Linked DNA regions of Homo sapiens: region 2 is linked to region 1. Evidence: chromatin loops called from intact Hi-C (ENCODE). Cell type or tissue: PC-3. All regions are shown on one strand. Each heading gives the region's core, and the rest is flanking DNA. Links, peaks and the distances in the headings are about the cores only. Region 1 overlaps FSTL5 (follistatin like 5). Region 2 overlaps FSTL5 (follistatin like 5).

The links. Peaks named below come from ENCODE experiments on the same cell type or tissue, not always from the same donor. Only the 100,000 strongest peaks of a DNase experiment are listed, where the experiment ranks them.
Region 2: a loop joins it to region 1, with 4 times the contacts of the local background. A loop is called at or near these places in 1 of 110 quality-filtered maps.

Annotation. Positions count from the first base shown.
Region 1 is chr4:161,797,926-161,802,337 of GRCh38, reverse strand. The region is part of intron 4 of FSTL5 (follistatin like 5); the gene reads left to right. Among named protein-coding and RNA genes, the nearest start is that of FSTL5-AS1, 220 kb to the left of the region's middle. In PC-3, for the core only: no CTCF peak of the experiment used is centred there; a DNase peak (open chromatin) is centred at 2,477; H3K4me3 peaks cover 929 bases; H3K27ac peaks cover 894 bases.
Region 2 is chr4:161,575,594-161,580,005 of GRCh38, reverse strand. The region is part of intron 8 of FSTL5 (follistatin like 5); the gene reads left to right. Among named protein-coding and RNA genes, the nearest start is that of FSTL5-AS1, 440 kb to the left of the region's middle. In PC-3, for the core only: no CTCF peak of the experiment used is centred there; no DNase peak of the experiment used is centred there.

The DNA.
Region 1 (4,412 bases), core at 281-4,280:
ACCCCCATATATATTACCTTTATATTGACTGGTTAGACAAATGCTTAGAGTGGTTATAATCAAAGTCCCAGAACTAACTATTATAGGAGATAGTTAATTTTCTTTCATTCCATGACCAATGACTGCACCTATTTTAGACATAACTGAAGCAACATAAGTATGATGTGGTTTCATCTTCAGGTACATGTGAAGGAAAATTCAGATAATCCATTGTTTTTCAATGGAGAAAATACTAAAAGAGATCAAAATAGGCTTCTTTTCATGAACAGAATAGCACATTACTTAACTATTTTTAAAAGATTACAAAGGCATGAGACTTTTCAATGACTGAATAATTCTATCCACTGTCATGGCTTGAGTATCATCATAAAGTTAGATTCTATTCTTAAATACTGTGAAGACCAGGAGAAAGACATTTTCAAATAATTCCATATTCTGCAATTTATTTGCTAAGAGAAAGGAAGCATAGTAGTAATAGAGACACAACTGGAATCTCTTTTTAATTTGTCTTTCACACATTTCAATCACAACTCATCAGGTGTTCCAGAAACTTGATAGAATGCCTACTATGTAGAGACAATTTTCTCAAAAAGCTTTATTATTATTATTATTATGTGTATTAGCTAGATAAGATACTTATAAATATTTATATATAATACAGAAATAAAATAAAATATTCACCTACAGTTTTACAAGAATGTATCAGTCATCTTGAAAATTCTGAGTGTTAATAGTATGTTTAGGGCTACATAAGAGATAAGAGATTTTAAATGTAGGACATAGAATTCCTGAAAAAGAGGATTTTGCTTTCCCATTAGGAACACAGAATGATAAAATAGAAGGCTCTCATGAAATTGCCAAGATGATTCTTTCTCATATTTCTCTAAGGAGGTTTTTCTTTAAAGAAAATCCCAGACCACATGAAGGCATAAAGCTGAGAACGACTTTGTCAGGCTCCATTCGTTCTTCTACAAAATAAATATGCATTGAATGAATAAATAAGCCTAAATACAACCCCTACTGTTTGCCAATTATGCTAGATACTAGCCACAAAAAGATTAAAGAGAAGAAATAATATAGTTCATATAGGAAATATGCAGTTTTGTACTATTCTTGTCCTCCCAGAACTACTTGCCCCCTTACAATAAATGCATGAACAACAAAAATGAAAACATTAAGATGTTTGCAACAGTATTTTTTAAGACTGAGATTGCAAAATGCTGTTTTATTAATTTTTTATCTTCAGAATATGACAAGTGTAGCACTTTTCACCGTCTAATACTAACCTCTAAGCTGCTTAGTGAAACATATTCACTATCATTTGTCATTATTTTGTCATGGTTCCTAGTACTTCCAAACTCCCGTTGAAAGAAACAGATATTAATCTATCCACATAGACTACGATAAACTTGTCAACTACTTAAAATACGACAAAAATATGTTTCATAATATTCACCAATTTTATTGTAAGGGATTGTGTGGGCTCCTATAAGAAGTCATAAAAATATTTGTTTATATTAAAGATATTTATACTTCCTGAAGAACACTCTATTATAACTACTTACACAGTTTTTAGTTCACATTTTTTAAGGTAACAAGTTTCATGGTACTTTCTGAATTAAAACATCACTCAACCTTAATAGAAATGAAATTTCTACATTTCCAATTACGTTTCAGTCACTTAGAAGGGGTAATTTATGAAAACTGCAACCTAACAAAATCTAAATTAAAAGTTAGCTTTACTTAAGAGGTAAAGAAATCAGGGCAATTCTGTCTCAATTGAGAACAAAAGGAGGTCTTTGTATATTCATTTCCATCTGCCAGCTTGAGGAAGATTTTCTCTTTTCAAAGACTCTTTAAAAAATTAAATTTAGACTATATGAAGACTCTGAAATGTCCTTTGACATAAATAATGAAAGGTGAAAATTGGCCAGGCCATGTGGTGAAAGCTGCTGACAGTGACAGTTGCTGTAGTTCTTATATTCTAAAGGAGGCATTAACTTGTCATATCAAAATTTTTCTCTAGGTCTTTTCTAGACATGCTTCTCTCTGGTTTGAACGGGTTTTGTATAACTATATTTATCCCATTATGTGAAATTAATCATTAGAGGCAAGATTTTGTAACTTCTTTCTAGCCACTTATGGAAAAATAAGAGATCACCTGTTTTCAGTTCCTCAGAGACTACATATGGAAATTAAACTTAGAACTAAGCAGTCAGGATGAAGATGAGAAAGGAATCTTACCACAGTGTTAAAAAGAAAATGTATAATTAGTGCCTTAAGAGAGGGCAACACTATTTGAATAATCAGTTAGCTAAATGTAATCTTAGCATCTATGGCATTCTGTACTACATCTGTGTGATGTGGTAATCTAAATTTGAACAGATGCCCCGCATGTTATGTCAATATTTGAATTGCTATTATGGCTATGAATCAATATTTCTTTGTAAACATCCTTATTTCAAGTGGCTTGAATCACAGCCCTATGGTTAAATACACAGACTGTAGTTTAACTGCCTGATTTCATAACCCAACTCCAGCATTCACGAACTTATCTTTGGTTACTTACTCAACAACCTATTGTCATAGTTTTTACCCCTTTGTGAAAGAAAATGTAGCCGTTGTCTTATAAAATGGTAATGATGAATAAATATATTAATGCTCTGCTTGAATATTAATTTTAATTGGCTGTTGTTATCTTCTTGTATACATTAGATCTTGCTTTCCCATTTCTTTTTTGGAGTCAAGCAAGTCATATAGTACTTTAAAATACAGACTAGGTGAATAAGATGTCAAGTGAAAAATAGAGATAAAAAGTAAAGTAATTTGAGTCAAAAATCTCTTTGCTTCTAGCATCAAAACAGTTCAGGCAAAAATCTTTTATTTTTTTTCATGTATTTTTCCTTTGCAAACATCAGGGCATCATAAAGGGATATCTTCAAACTGAATTGATACCACTTAGTATTAAACTCAAAACAGTTGTAAGTAAAATATTAATATTTTATTGGATCTCTCATAACTCACTCATCACTACCGTGGTGTGCTATGTTTACATTAAAAGGAGAATCTAACACTTGGCGGCGGGGAGGGGGCAAACTAGCTATGTGCTATAAACTGCCGCAAGCTCTTCACATGTAATTTAATCATTTCAAAAATGCACGAACCAGGTTTTGATATCACTGTATTAAAACACCAAGTCATGGAAAGATCAAATGACTCCTCCACACTTTCACTACTAGTATGTATTACAGTTAGTTTCTAAATCTAGGCACCTTGCTTTTCGGTAACTGTGAGCAATCATTTAATAATAAGTAGTCTTAATATCAAACCTAATATAGGGTTTACCTTTTTGATCTTTCAGTAGGGCTTTACTGTAACGACTTCTTAGCGCCTCATAATTTCCCTTGGGCCTCAAATGTGTCTAAATTCCCCCTCACCTTCCACTTTTCTTCCCATTTCACTCAGTTTAGAAATTCTAATGTTTTAGGGTTTTTTTCTTTATTAAAACAGATTATTAAAACAAAACACTTTGCATTTGGCATGAAATGCTAAAAATTAGGCTCGTCTCATCTTTAAGAGAGTTAATTTTTTTTTTAGATTTCCAAATGGGTCCTATCACCAGATTATATTGTTGGAAGTAAAAATCAGTGGTTGTCAAATTTGAGTGTTCACCTGAAGAGCTTGTTAAATCAGTTTGTTGGACCAAATACCAGGAGTTTGTGATTGATAAAGTTTTGATTGGGGCTGAGAATTTGCATTTTAACTGTAATGTGAGAACCACAGATGTAGACCAATATTGTAGATTTTGAAGATACTCTCAATTGCTGTTTTCCCATGAATACTAAATACTTTAAAAAAAAAAAGTATTACAATGGGCATTTCTTTATTTTTTCACCCTGCAAAAAAAATCCTAAACTAACAAAAAGTCTATAAAGATAGGGGTTGATAAACTTTCCATATTAAGTCAAGTGTTTGTTCTTTCTACATTTTTTAGTTATGTTTCTGTATTTTATAGACTAGAAAGTATGTTTTTTTGGAACAGGGGGCTGTAATAGAATTTGTAAGTTACAATGATTAATATTGTTCACTCTCCCTTGGCAAGCTGGAAAGTAGCATAGATTTCTTAGCCAAACTACCTAAATTCAAATTCTAGCTCTACCATTTCTTAAATCTATGAACCTATGATTAAATTACTTAACCTGTATGCCATAAATTTTTCATCTGAAATAGAGAAATAAGAATAGAGCTATTCCATTAAGTCATTTTAGTATTATATAGGTTAATATATTGAAGACACTCAGAGAAATAACTCAAACACAGCATGGGATAAATGAGGTCTAACTTTTAGTTTGATGATGAGCATTACTCTTTCCATGATGTAAATGTTTTGCTTGGTGGGTTTATTAACTGAT
Region 2 (4,412 bases), core at 100-4,099, 220 kb after region 1:
ATTAATATCCAAAATTAAATTCTTCTGCCCTTATAATTTAAAGTCTAAAGAAAGTCCAAAAGTTTAAACTACATGCAAAGTCCAAAGAACCAAGTTTTTCCCTGATTCTTTATTATGGTCACTTTCAGGGAAAGAAGTCCTTGAAAATGTATGACTTTGGGGTAACTTAAACATTTGTATCCTGGGCTTATTCTCACTGGGTTTTGCAATCCATTTTCAAATGATCACATCCATTTTTTTTTCTTTTTTTCTTTTTCTTTCTTTTTTTTTTTTTGTTTGTTTTTGTTTTTTGAAATGGTCTTGCGCCATCGCCCAGGCTGGAGTGCAATGGCACGATCTTGGCTCACTGCAACCTCTGCCTCCCAGGTTCAAGCAATTCTCCTGTTTCAGCCTCCCAAGTAGCTGCAATCACAGGTGCCTGCCACCATGCCCAGCTAATTTTTATATTTTAATGGAGAGGGGGTTTCACCATGTTGGCCAGGTTGGTCTCAAACCCCTGACCTCAGGTGATATGCCCACCTCGGCTTCCCAAAGTGCTGGGATTACAAGTGTGAGCCACCGTGCCCAGCCTCATTCATTCTTTATTCAATATTTCCTTTTTTGTACTGACTTCTGGTGTACTCCATAACATTTAGAATTCCATTTTATCTCTACTACTGACTTATTAGTTATATCTTTTTTTAAAATTTTTGTCAGATATTGCTATAAGCCACACATACGATATGAAACTTAACATATTGTCATGTATTTTTAAATAATGTTTTACTACTTCATGTATAAAGAACCTTAAAACAGCATGCCTTGATCTCTGCCATTTTCATCCTTTGTAATAATATTATCAAACATTTAACTTCTACGTATGTTATAAAACACACAGTATATTGTTCCATTTTTGCTTTAAAAGTTACATATCTTTCAGAGAGGTTTTTAAAATTAGGCAAGAGAACAAAACATTTGCATTTCTGATCCTCCTCATTTTTTCATGTAAAACTGAATTTCTGAATTTTCATTTACTCTAATAAACATGCTTTAATAATTTGAAGTTCAGGTCTGCTCCTGATACATTTTCTTGGCCATTGTTTGTATGAAGATATTTTTACTTTTTTTTAAATTAAATAATATTTCTGTTGGATATTAAATTCTAAGTAGGCAGTTTTTGGTTTTTATTTTTCTTTCAACAATTTATAGATGTTCTATTGTCTTCTGGGTTGCTCTTGCATGGTTTCTAACAGGACATCTGCTGTATTTCTAGTATTTCTAGTCTCTTTTTTTCATTTATCTGACTGCTTTTAAGAGTTTCTCTTTATCATTGGGTATCAGCAATTTATATATGGTAAGCCTTGGTTTGCTTTTCTTTACTTGGATTTTTATTCTGCTAGAGATAACTCAGCTACTTGGACTTTGGGATATATATTTTTAAAACCTTTGAATAAACGTTTGGCCATTATTTTTTTCAAATAGATTTCTGTTTTCTCCATCCATTTGGACTCAAATTATAGGTATGTGTGTCTGATTGATATTTTCTCATAAATCACTGAATTCTCTTCCTTTTTTTCTCTCTGTCTCTTCAACATTTGTACATACTGTACTTCACTTTCAATAGTTTTTATGCTCTGACTTTAAGGTCACATTTTTTCTTTTATCTGTATGTCTAATCAGCTGTTATTCTCTACCAGAGTTCTTTTTCCTAAATTTATTTTAGATATTATATTTTTCAACGACATAAATTCTATTTAAAAAATAATTCTTACTTATTCTTTCATTGTATTTGTGTTTTCCTTTAAATCTTTAAACCTATTTATACTGGCTACTTAAAGTCCCTGCTTGCAATTTTTATCATGTCTGAAATTTATTGTCTCTTCCTATTCGCTGACATTTTTCTCTCATGAGTCATATTTTCCACTCCTTCTCACATCTGTTAATTTGTGTATTGAATGCTGAACATTGTTGAGAGGATAGATTTGCCGAAGCATTGAGTTTTGTTTAGGCATCAGTTTAATCTTTTTGAGACTTTAAAAAAGAAAAAAAAAACTATATTTGAGTCTGTCTAGAGTAGCCTTTACAGTGGGATCTGTTTCACTCTCCTTCTGATATGCAGTATGAGATGTTTTATGAAGTCTCCCTAGTCTGCTTTTTTCAGTTAAGTCTCTCCATTCTGGTTAATCCAACTCATATGGCACCTATCCTTGTGTAAGCTCTTGTAGCTTTTAAATGTAAGCTCCCTGATTGTAGTGGTTTCCGTAGTCATAAAATTTTGCCTGATTTTGAATAGTTTCATCCTAGGCATTAAGCCAAAGCCTCAGCAGATCTGTATTTAGATTCCCGTAGCTGTCTCTGCAGAGTTCTCTACTTTATGCTTTTCTTCTCTAAAAATTCCAGCTGGCAACTTTTTGTGAATTCCAACTTCTCGTATCCTTAGTTCAGTGAGACCTTTCAGTTCTCTCTTTCTGCATCAATGTCAATGGATGCCGCCAGGAAGAAAGCCAAGACAATTATACACCACATCTTGTTTCCTTTTTTTTTTTTTTTTTTGTCTTTTTTCTTCTCTTCTTTCAGGGATTGCCATCCTTTGCTGCTGGTTTTCCAATGTTTCATGACACTCATTTCATATTTGTTCTGTTTATTTATGGCAAATGGCTTACAAGTTTTAAGTTACAAGTTTTCTACCATAACCTTCTCTATCATGTCAATTTTCTTAAAGGCCTTAAAGTTGTATGGGTTAGAGGAAAGTTTTCCTAAGACCCTCATTTGTAAAAAGTTCTGAAAGTTAGTACACATGACTAATATTGACAGCATCAGCCCTACATACAATAAATTTAGAAATTTTAAGTAATACCTATTTTGTTCTCTGAGTCTGGTACATAATTCTGCCAAAAAAACATGGCAAATACTCACTAGAACAAGAAAGGAGAATGAATCCCTGTTCTAAAAAGAAGTGTTATTTTTGGCTGTCCTAAGATATAGATTTCCTATAACAATTGCACAAATTTAAAGAACTTATATGACTGGATCATAACTTCTCATAAAAATGTTAATTTTGTCACTATGTATGGAGAAAAGACTATTTGTGGTCTACCACATAAATTTTGATAGTTTTCCTCAGTAATTGAAGCTCAATATTAGCCAGCCTATGGATGCCTACCTAAAGATTACCTTCCTCAGTCCTCCTTGAAACTTTTTTCTATGACAAATTTTTGGCCAATGGATTGAGAAGGTAATTATTGTTTTTCATATCTCAATTATGATACTAGAAAAGATATATGTCATCTATTTCTCTTTTTGTTTGTTGAAAAATGAGTGTGATGATGATAGTTGGAGGAGCTATTTTAAATTTGAAAAAGGAGAGTCTAATGTGTTAAGAAAGGGATCCAGTTTCTATTTTCTGCATATGGCTAGCCAGTTTTCCCAGCACCATTTATTAAATAGGGAATCATTTCCCAGTTGCTTGTTTTTGTCAGGTTTGTCGAAGATCAGATGGCTGCAGATGTGTAGTGTTATTTCTGAGGTCTCTGTTCTGTCCCATTGGTCTGTATATCTGTTTTTGGTACCAGCACCATGCTGTTTTGGTTACTGTAGCCTTGTAGTGTAGTTTGAAGTCAGATAGCGTGATGCCTCCAGCTTTGTTCTTTTTGCTTAATATTGTCTTGGCTATATCGGCTCTTTTTTGGTTCCATATGAAATTTAAAGTATTTTTTTCTAATTCCGTGAAGAAAGTCAATGGTAACTTGATGAGAATAGCATTGAATCTATCAATTACTTTGGGCAGTATGGCCATTTTCATGATATTGATTCTTCCTATCTATGAGCATGGAATGTTTTTCCATTTGTTTGTGTCCTCTCTTATTTCCTTGAGGAGTGGTTTGTAGTTCTCCTTGAAGAGGTCCTTCACGTCCCTTGTATGTTGTATTCCTAGGTATTTTATTCTTTTTGTAGCAATTGTGAATGGGATTTCACTCATGATTTGGCTCTTTATTTGTCTGTTGTTGGTATATAGGAATGGTTGTGATTTTTGCACATTGATTTTGTATTCTGAGACTTTGCTGAAGTTTCTTATCAGCTTAAGGAGTTTTGGGGCTGAGTCAATGGGGTTTCCAAAATATACAATCATGTCATCTCCAAACAGAGACAATTTTACTTCCTTTCTTCCTATTTGAATACCCTTTATTTATTTCTCTTGCCTGATTAACTCAAGATGGATTAAAGACTTAAATGTGAAACCCAAAACCATAAAAACACTGGAAGAAAACCTAGGCGGCCGTGCACGGTGGCTCACGCCTTGTAATCCCAGCACTTCAGGAGACCAAGGTGGGTGGATCACAAGGTCAGGAGTTCATGACCAGCCTGGCCAAGATGGTGAAACCCTGTCTCTACTAAAAATACAAAAATTAGCCAGGCGCAGTAGCAGGTGCCTG